Linked DNA regions of Homo sapiens: region 2 is linked to region 1. Evidence: read pairs that join two places in POLR2A ChIA-PET (ENCODE). Cell type or tissue: HepG2. All regions are shown on one strand. Each heading gives the region's core, and the rest is flanking DNA. Links, peaks and the distances in the headings are about the cores only.

What was found. ChIA-PET counts read pairs that join two places held together with the same protein. Peaks named below come from ENCODE experiments on the same cell type or tissue, not always from the same donor. Only the 100,000 strongest peaks of a DNase experiment are listed, where the experiment ranks them.
Region 2: POLR2A ChIA-PET joins it to region 1 with 5 read pairs; 4 of 35 experiments call an interaction of 5 or more read pairs at or near these places.

What each region holds. Positions count from the first base shown.
Region 1 is chr22:49,945,399-49,953,255 of GRCh38, reverse strand. No RefSeq gene overlaps it. Among named protein-coding and RNA genes, the nearest start is that of PIM3, 11 kb to the left of the region's middle. RefSeq lists enhancers at 1,742-2,327, 2,328-2,915, 5,848-6,435. In HepG2, for the core only: no CTCF peak of the experiment used is centred there; DNase peaks (open chromatin) are centred at 3,735, 4,065 and 6,055; H3K4me3 peaks cover 4,098 bases.
Region 2 is chr22:49,790,433-49,798,289 of GRCh38, reverse strand. BRD1 (bromodomain containing 1) reads left to right here. Exons shown (of 13, transcript NM_001304808.3): 6 at 173-485; 7 at 3,996-4,256. Among named protein-coding and RNA genes, the nearest start is that of BRD1, 34 kb to the left of the region's middle. In HepG2, for the core only: no CTCF peak of the experiment used is centred there; no DNase peak of the experiment used is centred there.

The DNA.
Region 1 (7,857 bases), core at 1,181-6,180:
TGTCCCAGGTGAGCGTGGGGGTGTGTGCATGCAGCCAGCCATACGTGCCAGGCAGGTGCCTCCAAAGGCACCTTCACACCACCCCTCGCCAGGGGGTGTAGCTCCCGCGGCTCCTTCCCTCTGCTCTGGAGCCAGCCCCACTGTGCCCAGCCCCCTCCTCCCACTGGGCGCTGTGGCCTCCCAGCCCTCAGGAGGAGGGCACTTCGGCCCTGCCTGGGGAAGCTGAGGGACAGGGCCTCAGGGTCTTGCTTACGCGTGTCCATCCATCGTCCAGATGGGGAGCCTGAGAGCCGGGCCGTCACCTGCCTGTCCCCATATCCCACAGCTGGGCACCTGAATCTCGTTGGGGCTGGGGCAAGGCCTCACAAACCCCTTGTGTGGAGCTTTCTCCCCTGCAGGCATCTGGGCCTGGGCCCTATCCAGGTCCTCCTCACCTCTCCCGGGCTCCCTGAGGGACCATGAGGGTTCACCAGTGCAGACCTGTGGGGGCCGAACTGCCAGCACAGCGGGGCCGCTCCCAGGGGGAAGGGGGGGATGAGGCACCAGGGGCAGGCTGCGTGCACACACACACACAACCACACACAAGTACACACCACACACGTGCACACACACCACACACATGTTCACACATGCACACGCACCACACGCGTGCACACACACACACACACACAGACACCACGGGTCTTCCAGGCAACACACTCTGCAGAATCATCTCAGAGAAATGCAAAGAATGGAAAGAATTCTGCACTTTTACCCTTGCTGGGCTCCTCCACCTCCAGGAAATTCCCCATCCAGCGCCCTGGCCCCTTCGGTGGCCCAGAGCTCCCTCCCGTCCCTGCTGCCCTGCCCCGACTAGGTGTCGGGGTGGTTGGGGTCCCACTCTTCAGGGTCGTGGGTGCCAGGCCTGGTTTGGGCCCCGGAGGACCAGCTCAGCCTGCAACCCACTCTTCTGTGTCAGCTCTGCTGAGGCCGGGCTGCCGGTGGCAGGAGTGAGGGCTACAGTTGCTGGGGCCCAGGCACTCCTTACACCTCAGTCGGGCGGCCTCTCTTTCCTGGTCACTGACTTAGCCCCAAGATCAGAGGCACCTCGATGGAGTCTGTGGCCCGGTGGGGCCTCCACCCTGAGCCCACCTTCCTAGCTGTGAAATGGGCCTTGTGGTCACACCTCAGCATTACCACTGGCCAGGCCTAGGGCACTGGGAGGAGCTGAGTCTTGGAAGGATGTGGGTGGGAGGGAGGTGGGCTGGGCTGAGTGGGGGCACACGGGCCTCAGTGGAGGGCCTGCGGTCCTGAAATCCCACCTGGGTCCTGAGCTCCCAGCAGAGGCGACTCAGCAGCCTGCCTGGGCGTGGATCCCTCCAGTGAGATCTGGGCAGAAACCAGCCACAGGTGTGCGGGAGTTGGTGGCCCTTCCAACTGGCCCTGCCCCAGGGTTTCAGGGCTCTGGAGGGCACTGGTCAGCTACCCTTGGGCTGAGGTGGGTGGGCACAGCCAGGGGTGGGAGGTATGGAGTTGAGTCTTAGCCCACTCAGGGCCAGGCCCCAGGCCAAATTTGGCCTCCTGATGGGGCCTGGTGACCTCCCTGCCTCTCTCGGTCTCCACTCGATGCCCAGATACCCGTCTCTGCATCCTGGCCTGTGAAGACAGGTGGAGGGGCTCTGCCTGGGCCTTGGCCCTGCCCTCCCCTGGGGCCCAGCCCTGAAATCTTGGCTGCTGGTACCTGCTCCCCGCCCTGGCTGGGCAGGTGGGCCTCGCGCAGGTGGCCCCCGCCCAACCTCCTGCCACAGGGCACTGCTGTGACGCACGCAGCTCCTCCTGGCCGCGGTCCACAGCACACATGACAAGTAGGCAGACAGACGCAGGCTCACACGCAGCACCCGGTCAGGCTGGTTTTACCTGGCCGGCCCTGGGCCTGAGGAGGGGCCCACGCAGCCAGGCCTGCCGGGAAGCTGTCCTCAGCCCCCCAGCCTCCCCGCCCCCGTCCTCAGTCAGCCAGCCTCCCAGCTCCCTTCCCCCATCCTCAGCCCTCCAGATCTCCGCCCCTGGCCTCAGCCTCCCAGACTCCACGCCCCCATCCTCAGTCCCCCACTAGCCTTTCCACCCCCTTCCTCTGCACCACCTTAGCCTCCCAACACCCTTCCTCAGCCCCCACCAGCCTCCCCGCCCCTGTCCCGGTAACCTCCAGCCTCGGTTCCTCATTTGCGAGCCAAACGCTGCCGTCCAGTCTAAGGCCCCTGTGAGGCTGGCACGAGAAGATGTCATAGCTGGGGTGGGGAGTGGGAGGAGGGTGGAGCCCGGTGGGCAGAGACCCCCAAATGTGGCTGAGTGGGCGAATGGACTGTGGAAAGGCAGCCGCCCTCTGCCTGGCCTCACCAGGGGCCCTTCTGGCTATGAGGGGCCCCCAGCTGTGCCCGTCCTGCGCTGCCCTGGACTCCTGAGCCCTCGGCCCACAGGGCCTGGGAGAAGCTGCTGCAAACGCTCCGTGTTGCCGTAGAGTAGGCCTGGCAGGGCGGCTGCCCCTGGACCCCCGGCAGCTCCAGCAGGCGGCTGGGCCCGGTCCTTCTAGTTACTTGCTTAGCTGGGTAGAGAATTCCCTCATCAGCCAGTGTACCCTTGACAACACAGCCCAGCCCAGGCCCCACACCCCCCTGCGCCAACAAACACAGCCCCACTCAGGCCCCCCACCCCCCCACCCCCCTATAACACAGCCCTGCCCAGGCACCACAGCCCCAAACACAGCCCGGCCCAGGCCCCACCCCTACTACCCCCAACAACACAGCCTGGCCCAGGCCCCACCCCCTGCACCGGCTCCCCCATAACACAGCCTGGCCCAGGCCCCATGCCCGCCTCCCCCCGCTATACCCCCCTGTCCCCCACATCCCCCCACCCCTCTGTGCTTCCCCGTGGTTGATGGTGACCCCAATCCCCCTGTGCTACTGCAGGGCGGGAGGGGTGTGCCTGACATGAGGCCCTGCAGTGGCTGTGCCGGGCTTGTCTGGCGGACCTGAGGGCCTGGGTCCCCAGGACGGTGCAGGAGGTCCAGCTCCCTTGGTGTCAGAGCCTCCCCTGAGCCCCTCTAGAGTGGAAAGTCCAACAGCCAGGGCCCTCGGGCAGGTGCGGCTCTCATGGCCTGTGCCCGCCACACCTGAGGCCTCACCTCTGGCCAGCGGGGGGACACTGCGAGACCCACACTGCAGAGGGTCCCAGCCCTGGGCCTGTGCTGCCCCCCAGCATGCTGGACCCGCCTGGGGAGTTTCTGACGGCCCACCCCCCTCTCCAGCCAAGGACTTCTCCCCAGGGCCCCTCCAGTGGGAAGCCTGTGTCCCTGCCGGTTGAGGGGCTCTGCTCCAGGGGCAGGGGCCACTGATCGGCCTTCTGTATAGTGGAGACCCGTGTATAGAGAGACCCGTGAGCGAGGCCCGGATGCGTGGAGCCCGGGCAGCAATGCCGGAAATCTGATCCTCTGCTCGGAGAACCTGGGTCCTGGTGGGTGGAGGGGTGTCAGGGTGGGAAGTGAGGAAACATGGAGGACTGGCTGCGGGGACGCAGGCAGGGGCGATGGTGGAGGAGCAGGGTGGGGGCACAGGCCAAGAGGGCTGGGTAGCAGGGTTGGCGGAGGGTGTCATGTGTGGGGGGCCGTGTGGACGGGGTTCGAGGGGCGTGGAGAGGCCCGGGGGTGGGGCAGCTGGGCACACAATGGGCCCTTGTCCTACAGGCCGCAGCTCCTGGGCGCCCTAAGCAAATACACGCCCTGTTCCCAGCTGCACACCGTGTCCTGGGACGCGGCCGTGGTGTGGGGGCCAGCCGGGAGGGTGGCTGCGAGGCCAGGGCACGCGCCCAGGGGTTCCAGTGCCCATGGGCCTCCATGTGGAGCTGTCCCTGCTGCAGCCTGGGTGTGGCACTCGTGCCCTGGCCACCCCCTTGGCAACCCCACCAAGTCCACCCAAGGAGCCCCGTCAGGGAGAGCGGCTTACTCTGCCCGGCCCTGCTGGCGACTCCTCTCCTGCCCAGCCACGCCCCAGGCCCAGGACAGCCTGCAGGACTCCAGGCCTCCACTCCCACCACCTGAGTGCCTGTCCTGCATCTGCCCCGCCCTTGTCCACAGGCGGGTGCAGCCCTAGACGGGCCTCAGCCCTGGGCTTTCTCAGTACATCTGGGTTGGGGCAGAGGCCAAGCGGGCAGGGCTTGGCTCTGGTCCCTGCCGAGGCCCTTCCTAGGTGCGGAGTCTCTCTGGGGCGCCAGTGGGAGTTGCAGGTGGGCCCTGCTAGGGCTCCTCACCCAGCCCTCTGGCCTGCCCCAGGCCTGAGGCCCTGAGAGGGTGGCGGGGGCCTGCCTTCCCCACCCTGAGGACAGCCCTGGCCAGGGCTGGGGGACAGCGGGGACAGGGACGGCCCCTCCCCCAGGGGACCTGGGCAGGTGAGGAGAGGAGCCCTCTTGCTGGGCTGGTGGGATGCTCCGCCAGGCCATCGGGGGTGTGTCAGGGGCAGGGCTGGAGGGCGGGGGGTTTGCTGTGGGTTCCGGCACCACCAGCTGCTCCCCGCTCTCTGCACCTCTGCCCTGGCAGCAGCAGGAGCTGACTGCTCACCCTGAAGGAGTGCCTGAGACACCTTGCCACCTGGTAACAGCATACCCTCAGCATACAGGCTTGACAGGGTCCAGAGAACCCAGGGGAGACAGACACCAAGAAAGACGATGGCAAGAAAGTTCCTGGCCAGCAACACCCCCCACCACGCCAGGCAAACTCTTGCACATACCGTCAAGAGCCATGAGGGCCGGTCAGCCTCTCTGGCAGCTGATGCCGCTGAGCCCACCCTCTAGGGGACCACGGGAACCCCCAGAGGGCAGCTCTGCCCGCCCCAACCCAGACACCCTGAGAAAGCCGACGGCTGAGGCCCGCCCAGGGCTGCGGCTGCCAGTAGGCAGGGGCGGGGCAGATGCAGAACAGACACTCAGGTGGCGGGAGTGGAGGCCTGGGGTCCTGCAGGCTGCCCTGGGTCTGGGACCTGGCTGGGCAGGAGACAGTCACTGGGGGGCTCCGGGCACAGCGCAGCCTATCAGGGAAGCTCTGGGTGGCCAGGCCCCTGGGTGGCTCAGCTGCAGTGGGCCCAGGGCTGGCTTCCATCAGCAGGGCTGCTGTGGCCGAGCAGACAGCCTCATGAAGTGCCCGGTGCCCGGTCCTATAAGGTGGCCACTGAGGGCCCCTGCACCCCTCACCAGGGCGGGTTCCAGAGGGATGGGACAGTGTTCCCAGCTTTGCCTTGAGAGCCGTCTGGACCACCTGCCCCCGTGGCCCCCATGTGTGCCTGGAGCCTGCTTCACAGGCTGTGTGGGGACAGGACAGCAGGCATGGGGGCTGCCCCAGGGTCCACTGGCCCCGGAGGACAGGAGGGAGCCTGTGTCCCTCAGCCAGCATCCCAGAGCCCAGCCACCCTGTCTCCCGGCAGCACTTAGGCCCAGAGCCTGGCCACCCCCAGCATAGGGGGCTGCCCAACCTGGGCACAGGCTCACCCTGCCGGCCTGGATGCCTGGGTCTGCCCCAGCTGGGCTCTGGGTGGGCGGGGAGCAGGCTCACAGCTCTGCCTCCCGAGCCCACCCTGTAGGGGACGGCTCTCACAAGCTCAGCTCCAAGGGCTGGGGGGCCATAGAGGGGCTTTAGGAGGAATGGAGACTGGGCCTGTCGGTGGGCACAGGGCTGAGAGTCCCTCCCTCTTGCTTTGAGGCAGCCAAGGAGGGAAAGAGGCCTGGCCCCCCACCCCACTGGTGCACCAGAAGCCACGAGGGAATGAACCCACACTTGGCTCCCAGTGGACTTGGCGGTGGCCAGACTGGGCCTTGAGGCTGCAGCCCCCGCACTGGGCAGGGATCGGGTCCCAGGCAAGCCTGGACGTGGATCTGGGTCCTCTTTGGAGAGACATCCCTCAGTTGCCAATAGCTGTGGCCAGGAAACTGCAGGACTCCACGGACCTGGGCCCCACCCTGGACAGACACAGCTCTGGGGAGGCAAGGGGCCCCAGGAGGGGCATTTGCATGACAAATGGATTCCCGGGAAGCTGGTGCCTGTGTAATCTGTGGCTGTATGCGAGTGCGCATGTGTGTGTGCCTGCGGGTGTGCCGGACTGGCTCCGAAGGGCCACACAGCCAGCGGCAAATCCCAAGCTCAGGGCCACCCAATACCAAGGGTTCCTGCCTGCGGGGCTTGGGTGGACAGTGGCCTGTGGGTAAAGAAGCCTGCTGGTTATGGGGAGAACCTGGCTCTGGGCCACAAAGTCAGGGTCTGGGCCCCCTTTGGGCCTCAGAATATATTTTCATCTGTGAGACAGGCCGGTCACCTAGCCAGCGGCAAGTCTGATGGGAAGACCTCGTCCTGGCCCAGCTCAGGGCTCCGGGAAGGTCAGCATCCCAGGCCCAGAGACCTCAGTGCCAGCACCCCCAGGTCCCTATGCGCTGGTCCCTTCTAGTTCTGCCCTCCCCTGCGGGCCTGCGGGGGTGTGGAGCAGGTCAGGGCAGATTCTGAGCAGACGGGGAGGCTGGAACGCTGTCCTGGTCAGTGGTAGGGACAGGCAGCCTGGGTCTCAGCTCATCCTGCCTCCTCCCCTGAGTCCCACTCTCCTTCCTGACTATGGGGAGCAGCCACATGATTTGCAGAGCCCAGCGCACATGAGAATTCAGGGTTCATTGTTCAAAATGCAGGATGAAATGATATTATAGGTGCTAACGTACGAAGCTCGTTCTTTTTTCTGTAATCCATTTCTCAACTTGTTGTGGTGTTTTCTGTTATCCAAAGTTGTTGGACAACACATATTTATCCAAAGTCTTTTTTTTTTTGTGATGGAGTCTCACTCTTTTGCCCAGGCTGGAGTGCAGTGGTGTGATCTCAGCTCACTGCAACCTCCACCTCCCGGGTTCAAGTGATTCTCCTGCCTCAGCCTCCTGAGTAGCTGGGATTACAGGAATGCACCACAATGCCTGGCTAATTTTTGTATTTTTAGTAGAGACGGGGTTTCACCATGTTGGGCAGGCTGAACTCAAACCTGACCTCAGGTGATCCATCAGGCTCAGCCTCCCACAGTGCTGGGATTGCAGGTGTGAGCCGCCGCCTGGCCCCAGCGCAGAGTTCTTGACTTGCAGCCTTCGTTGTCCTTGTCCCAATGCTGCCAGCCACACCTGCCAGGGGCTCAGGTCAATGCTCTGGCGTCCTCCAATGCCCTGGAGTCAGCCAGCAAGCCCAGCTGGCTCTACCTTCAACACCATGATGGTAATCTGTTGCTCTGCTGTGTCACAAACGACTCCAAATTATAGTGGCTTAAAACAACACACATTTATGACTTCCAGGTGGGTCTGGAATCCAAGTCTGGTTTAGCAGTTTCCCTCTGCCCCAGGGTCTCCTACAAGGCTAAAATCAGGGAGCTGTTTGGGGCTGTGGTTTAATCTCAGGGGTCACATGTACATCTTAAATTCTGCATAAAACAGTTTTATATAATAAAAGGCCACTTCTCACAGCATCTCTGGCCCCAAAAGGGGCGGAGTTTCCTGGGGGGCTGGTGAGCAGTGACACTGTAAAGGGGCGGAGTTTCCTGGGGGGCTGGTGAGCAGCGACACTGTAAAGGGGCGGAGTTTCCTGGGGGGGACTGGTGAGCAGCAACACTGTAAAGGGGCGGAGTTTCCTGGGGGGGCTGGTGAGCAGCGACACTGTAAAGGGGCGGAGTTTCCTGGGGGGCTGGTGAGCAGCAATACTGTAAAGGGGCGGAGTTTCCTGGGGGGGGCTGGTGAGCAGCGACACTGTAAAGGGGCGGAGTTTCCTGGGGGACCTGGTGAGCAGTGACACTGTAAAGGGGCAGAGTTTCCTGGGGGGACTGG
Region 2 (7,857 bases), core at 1,161-6,160, 150 kb after region 1:
GCTGGGGTCGGGAAGGTCCCTGCAGTACTTGGGTCTTATGTCTGTACCGTCTGCGTGTCTGTGTGTGGCTCTCAGATAGGATGGGCTTGTGGGTTATATGGAATAATAAATATAGAGTCAACTAATATCCTGTTTTAGTTTGTAAATGATTCTTTTTCCTCCCTAAAATTAGGTACCAGATTATTTGGATCACATTAAACATCCCATGGACTTTGCCACAATGAGGAAACGGTTAGAAGCTCAAGGGTATAAAAACCTCCATGAGTTTGAGGAGGATTTTGATCTCATTATAGATAACTGCATGAAGTACAATGCCAGGGACACCGTGTTCTATAGAGCCGCGGTGAGGCTGCGCGATCAGGGAGGTGTTGTTCTGAGGCAGGCCCGGCGCGAGGTGGACAGCATCGGCTTGGAAGAGGCCTCGGGGATGCACCTGCCTGAGCGGCCTGCTGCGGCACCGCGGCGGCCTTTCTCCTGGGAAGACGGTAAGAACTGGCGCCGTGTCCGGAGGAGGTGGAAGACGCTCTTTCTAGCAGACTCTGTCCTGCTCTGTGTTGCCAGCTCCCTATCAGCATGGTCCGGGAGCCACTAGCATGCAACCGCATACATCATTTACATTTTCTAGTAGCCTCACTGAAAAATGGAAAAGAAGCAGGTGGAATTTACTTTAATAATATGTCTTATTTTACTCAGTGTATGGAAGAGTTGATTTCAACATGGGATCGGTAAACGTTACTGAGGATATATAAGCTTTTCACCTTCTTTGCCATCTGATGTGTATTTTACGCTCAGCACCTGTCACTTCAGACTGGCTGCGTTTTGGGTGCCCACCAAGAGGACTGTGTGGCTGTGGCTCCCTATGGGGTGGCCGGTCTCGACGATGCAGACCCAGAAAGCAGCTTAGTTGGGGGTTTTCATCCAGAGTGGGCCTCGGCTAACTTCTGAGGGTGGCGTGAAGCCGGAGGATCTCTGGCTTTGCCTCCAGCCCTTTAACTTCGTGGTTTGCGCATGTTGTAGAAAGGGCTCTGGGAGTGTGTCCACGGCCCACCTGGACTCCAGCCTGGGCTTGTGCTTCTTGGTTGCCCAGGCACGTGTTGCAGCCATGTGTAGTCACCTGCACCCTTCTCTAGACTGGTCCTCGGAAACCGGGGCTGTCCCCTGCACCCTGCTTGTTAGTCGCACCTCTGGGATTGTCTGTCGAAGGGTGTGTCCTGCCCACATGGGTTGTCAAAGCACATAGAGCTCCAGCACCTCAGCTCCAGCTCTGAGCCACAAACTGAGCAGAAATCACGGTGTGTTTGGCTTATTTGTCTAAAGGTCCCATATCCCTGATTTCTTGGCCTACCCTTTCTCTTGATGAATCACTGACCCGTGCTAGGTCGCTTCTTCTGGGATGAGGCCTGGCCCTCTTCCTCTCTTCCACGTTCCCGCCATCGCGGGGTCCACGTTCCCGCCATCGTGGGGTCCGCTTCCCGCCATCATGGGATTCAACCAAGCTGGGCCATCGTTGCTTCGCCCTCTGTTCCCCTCATGGCAGCAGTGCTGGGCTCCCTGCTTCCCGTGGGGTCCCGCAGCACTCGGCACCTGTGAGGATTGGAGGATGGGCTGTACTCTTTTAAAGACTGGGGATAGGGCCAGGTTCTGTGGCTCATGCCTGTAATCCCAGCACTTTGGGATACCGAGGCGGGTGGATCACTTGAGGTCGGGAGATTGAGACCGGCCTGGCCAACATGCAGAAACCCCGTTTCTACTGCAAACACAAAAAATTAGCCGGGCATGGTGGCGCATGCCTGTAATCCCAGCTATTTCGGAGGCTGAGGCAGGAGAATCGCTTGAACCTGGGAGGTGGAGGCTGCAGTGAGCGGAGATTGTGCCATTGCACTGAAGCCTGGGTGACAGAGTGAGACCCTATCTCCAAAAAAAAAAAGAAAAAAGAGAGAGGCCGAGGCGGGTGGATCACGAAGTCAGGAGGTCGAGACCATCCTGGCTAATGTGGTGAAACCCTGTCTGTACTAAAAATACAAAAACAAAATTAGCCAGGCATGGTGGCGGGCACCTGTAGTCCTAGCTACTCGGGAGGCTGAGGCAGGAGAATGGCGTGAATCCGGGAGGCGGTGCTCTCAGTGAGCCGAGATTACGCCACTACACTCCAGCCTGGGCGACAGAGCAAGACTGTCTCAAAAAAAAAAAAAAGAAAACACAATGGAAATATATTTTTATTCTTTGTCTCTGATTTTCTGATTTTAAGAGTAACACGTTTTTCTTGGAGAAATTTAGAAAATAAACACAGGCTCCAAACAGTGCTGCTGGCTCTTGGTGAACCCGGGTGGAGCTTTAACCCCTCTCTGAAGCTGCGCTCTCCAGGCTGATCAGACCAGCTATCCTTTTCCGAAACATTCCCTTGGGGACCTGAGAGGAGCCAGGGCTGAGCCGCCTCAGAGTGAGCCCAGGGCTCCATGGGCTCATGCTTGTCCTGGAAGGTCCTTCTCTAGCCTCTGGTGACCGTGGGAAAGCTTCCCCCGCCTCCCACAGCCATCACGCTCTGGCTTGGATGCCTTGCCTGCCATCAGCTCTCAGACGCCCACCTGGTGCCCGCTGCTGGCTGCTCAGGACGTACGCTGGTTGCCTGCCCTTCAAAGCAGGAAGATGCATCACTCTTGGACTCCCTGTCTTCTTAGCAGCCCGGAGCCTCCTTTGCCCCTAGGGCCCTGCTCCTGTGCTCCCCCACATCATGCTCCCAGCACCATGCCACCTCCCTCGAACAGAGCAGGTGTGGAGGCCTCTGAGTGTCAGCGCCTTTCAGATCATGGTCATGCAAGTTGTTAAGTGAATTTCTACACCCGGGTTTTTTTGCTAAGGAGAAAATGAAGGATGAGAAGTCCTGGTTTCTTTCTTTCTCAGTATTTGGGAGTGCACAGGTGAGCCAGTGGCCATGGTGTGCCTTGAGGGTGCACCTGCTGCTCTTCTCAGCACGGCCGACACCTCCCATTGCCTGGAGCCTGAGCCACAGACCTGGAGGCCGTGGGTCTCTGTTTTGAAAGAAACAGACGTTTCGAGGCTTTCTTCTTGGGGTTTCAAAGGATATGTTTTTTTGTATGAACATTTTTGAGTATTATCTATGACATTTGTTCAGAGTGATGTTATGGATACGAGTCTTGAAGGACTGATTTGTTTCTCTCTACTACTTTATTTATTCAGCCAAAGAGACAGATGCTTTCAGTAAAACACCTGTTTCTAGATGAAGAGAGTTCATGTGTTTTTGGGCAGTCTTACTTTTTTTTTTGTCTTCTCTCTCCTTCTTGCTCTGGTTTTATCTTCAGATAGCTCTGAGGAGCAGTTTCTTTTCTTGGCCATCTCTTACTTATTTAAGGTAATTTGTGCTTTATAAATTTTGGTGTTTTTGAAAGCGAAGTTTCTAGGGACTTTGTAGTAAATACGTCTGAAATTCAGAATGATCTGTGAATTTTACAACCCGTTTACTAAAGCCACACAATGATCAGCATCTGAAGACTTCAGCTAAGACACCACTTAGGACGTGCAATGGCCCTAACTTAACACATTTGCCAGTCGTCACCTCTGTTTGCAGAGCCAGCGCAGGTCCAGCTGAGTTGTGCTGGGTTGGTGGAGCGTGCGCCTCTCTCTGGGGTCTGTGTGCTGTGCCCTCACCCAGGCAGCCAGGCTGTCTGCACAGGCAGCCTCAGTGGGTCCTGGTCCAGGAGAGGTTGCGATCTTACCTGGACGCTGCCCCTTCTGTGCTGACAGTGTCATGGGAGTAGAAATTCTCCATCAGGAGCATCCCAGTGTGTTCCTGTAGCAGCAGCTACTCGTGGGTTCAGAGTGCAGGGGAGGGGCCTCTGGTGAGCAGGGCCTGGGCCTCGTTGCTAACAGCCACTCTCAGGGCCTTGGCCGAAGGTGATTTGAAAGACGGGACCGGTGATGTGTTCCCAGAAGGTGCGTGGGACCTGATGACTGACAGCATGTGTCCTTTGGTTCAGTGGACAGGTTGCTGGACCCCGCCAACAGAGCCCACCTGGGCCTGGAGGAGCAGCTGAGAGAGCTGCTGGACATGCTCGACCTCACCTGCGCTATGAAGTCCAGCGGCTCCCGGAGCAAGCGGGCAAAGCTGCTCAAAAAGGAAATTGCCCTTCTCCGAAACAAGCTGAGCCAGCAGCACAGCCAGCCCCTGCCCACGGGGCCAGGCTTGGAAGGCTTCGAAGAGGACGGAGCTGCGCTGGGGCCGGAGGCGGGCGAGGAAGGTAAGCCACGGTGAGGGCTGCCCCGCTTTCTTGCCGTCACGGCTCAGGCTCAGGCACAGGCACAGGCACAGACCCAGACACGGGCAGCAGCGTTGGTGTGCACGGAGGCTCAGGTTAGCGCCAGTTCCGTAAAATTCACAAATCCCGGAACACTTGATTTTCCCACTGGGCTGTTGTTTCCTTTTAAGGAGACGTTATCATTTGTGCTGTCTGTGTTTTCTCACATAATCAGTTGATAAAATTTAAGGCACAGAATAAAATTTTTCTCTTTAACTTGGGCCTGAGAAACTATTTGAAAAGAATGGTTTAGATCTTACACTGTGTTGAAGAGTAAAGGTAGCCTGAATGATGAGAGTGAGAAATGTTTTTGTTGCATTTTGTAAATTGGCGGGGAGCCATTTAATTGTGCGCTAGGCCATCAAATGCAGCATTTTGAAAGGGCTGTTTTAGATTATTGGCACTTAAACACTCCTCCCTGATGTTGTGAAGGGAGGGACGGTACCTGCAGAGGCCTTGTCTGCCCCGAGGGTCCCCGGCCAGCTCCTCTGCAGAGTTGGTAGGTAGCAGCCGTGATCGTTGCCAAAGAATGTCTGGGGAAAGGTCCAGGCAGCAAAGATGTTTTTATGACTAAGAAATAAATGTAGGAGAAGAAATCCGCCTATCTAGAAGGAGAACTAGCAAAACCCAGGGCAAATGCAGGCTTGGCATGGTGAGGAGGGAGTTTACGAGCGATGGTCTGTGTACATCTAGGTTGGCAGGGTGAGGAAGTAGAGCTGGTGTGTCCCATATTTGGTGAAAGAGGAATTTTAAAACTAAATCGGATTTGGAGACGTTGATAGAAAGTCATTGCCACTGTGTTTTGCCGTGTGTCTCTGCAGTTGACCTTGACACGCTCCGGTTACACGAAGCAGACAGTAGGGTCAGACCCTCTTGCCACAACATTGGCAGCTGGTTCTCAGCCTTCTTGCCCTTCCCCTGCACATCCAAGTCAGAACAGCAGACAGTTGAAATAAGACACAGAATTGTTGTACAATTTTCTTTTAAAACAAAGACGTTCATCTCTTATGGACGTCTGTGCTCGGAGTGACGCAGTGTCTTCATGATGCCACACAGGTCAGCGGGTCCCCATGGTCTCAGGGCCCTTTTCATCCCCTGAACTTCTTGTGGCTCCTGTCTGCAGAGCTTCGCCCCTTTTATCCTGTTTTACATTTGGGCAACTTGAATGAGAGCCATTAAGCTTTTCTTTCTCTTAGAAACTTACTCCTGTGCACACAGCTGAGAATTTCTTATGCATCCTTTTGCTCATTTTGTGCCTGTTTGTTGTTCTGTTCTGGGATTCTTCTGTTTAGTTCACCATAGTATAGTACCCAGACTCTAGAATGTCTCTTTTGGGGCTGGCGTCAATTACGTTAGGTCCATAGAATAAAGGCTTTTCTATTTCAAGGTGAGCGCTTGGTTTTCTCTTCTCCCAAAGGCTGTTATTGTTGGCACGTGATCCCTCCTCTGCTTTGGGGGCCTCGTGTTTTTTCTGAGGAACGTTTGCCTACAGGACCCTCTGGCAGCCATACCTGTCCGGGCCCTGGGCCGCCCCATTGTGCCCAGGAGTCCAGGCTGGTGCCTGGTCCCGCAGCCTTTGCTTCCGTGCAGCCCACCGAGGCATCCTCTGGCTGTGTGGGCCTCCCTCTAGGTGGACTGCCCTTCTGTCCTTGTCTTCTGTGCCCTGAGGACTGAGCTGTGAGGAGGTTGCCAGCAGGTCCACTCACCATTCTCAAAATAGCTTCCAGCGCTTCTCTTCGCACACAGTTGTACCATTTTCACTGTAGAGCAGTAAGTTACCTTTTTAGCTTTTTTTTTTTATCAGTGGCTTCCTCCATTGCCATTGGGTCACAGGGCTGAGGACCCCGCACGGTTATTGGGTCACAGGACTGAGGACCTCGCATGGTTGAGGACCTCGCATGGTTGGAGCTGCTTGGCCCTCCGCTGTGGTGAGCGTGGCTCCTCATAACACCCAACGCTTAGCAGGAGCCTTTGGAGACCATTTTTGTTGCTTTGTAGCTCTGGAATCATTTTATTTTTATTTTTTTTCTGGGGCCATTGTAAGGAAAACACAATGTGACTGAGACACAGGTGGCCTCGAATCACCTGTTACACCCAATGTTCACAATGACTCAATTGATGAAAAGGGCGTTTCCTGTGAGCTGATGGGAAGGTGGGTGGAGAAGCAAGTGGCCTGAAAGTCCACTCCGAGGTGAGGCGGGTGGGGTCCTGCCCCTCAGAGAAGTTGGGGGTCTCTGGAGAGGTGGGGCGGGCGGGGTCCTGCCCCTCAGAGAAGATGGGGGTCTGTGGAGAGGCGAGTGCCAGACTGGAATGGGGAAGTCATTAGGGAAGACAGCCACAAGCAAGCTTGTTGGTTGGTATAGAAATGTGACTTACGATACTTATAATAGGATGAAAACCAAGAATCAGACATTTAAAAACCCAGCATGAACGTTCTCATCAGTAAAGCCTCTCCATCATTTTTCTTAAATATAACCACAATATTTTCACACCTGAAAAGAGTAATTCCTCAATGGCAAATACACAGTCTCACTTAAACTGTAATTTAACAGTCTGTGTGTTGTGTTTATATTTTGCTTCCACTTGAAGCAGCTTGAACAAGGCTGTAGCCGTTGAGTGCCAGGCCCCTGAGACTTTAGTGTCTGAAGGAAGGAGATGCCTCCTGGGCTGCACTGTTGGCCCCGGTCTGCCCCTTGTACAGGCCCTCCCGCAGGCTCTGCCGTAGCCGCGACTCAGTCTGCCGAGTGCAGAGGTTCGGGCTGTTGCTGTGAGCTGGCCCTGCCAGGGCTGACTTCCCCGGGGCTGCGTGTCAGCTGGGTGGGGGCCACGCCACAGCTGGGATTCCAGCCTGTCTGATGAGCCTGTGGGACGGATCTGCAGCTGGCAGAGGGCTTGTCTCCACCCTGTGCTGAGGTTGGTGTCTGCTGACATGGTGAGGCAGGTCAGTGCAGTCAGGAGGAGCAGGGTCCGCACCGTGAGCTGGTGAAAGGGGCTTGCATTTCGAGTCCTTGGGATTTCCAGTCACAGTGATGCCCTTGCCAGAGGCTCCGGGGCGTCCCCTTTAGTCCAGGGCAGCTGTGGTCCCTTGAAGTGCACGTGTGGAAGTCCCCCTGCCGTGCACGGGCGCTGAGCACGTGGAGAACTGTGGCCCTCAGGAAAGGAAGGATGCATGTTCCTCGGGGTAGAAGGTGCGGAGTACGCAGCTTTGTCCCTTCAGGATTGCAGAGGACGGAGGCTTGAGGCAGGGTTGTTGGAGGGACAGTGTGGTTGCTGCTCGTGAGCTGAAATGTCTGCCTGTGTTACGCTGTGATTTTCCAAAGCGTCTTGTGGCTTCGATACAGAAACCTTTGATTGACATAGCAGGTGGCCAGGTGGGCAAAATATTGCGGAATTGTTCTTGCAGACTTAACTAGGTTTTAGTTTCTTAGAGTAGCTGGTTTGGATTAGATAACCATTTTGCCATTTGGAATATGTGACAAGTTCCAGGGACTGGAATTCTAGGATCCTGACTGATACATTGACGGGGTCTGAGAGGCTTATGCCC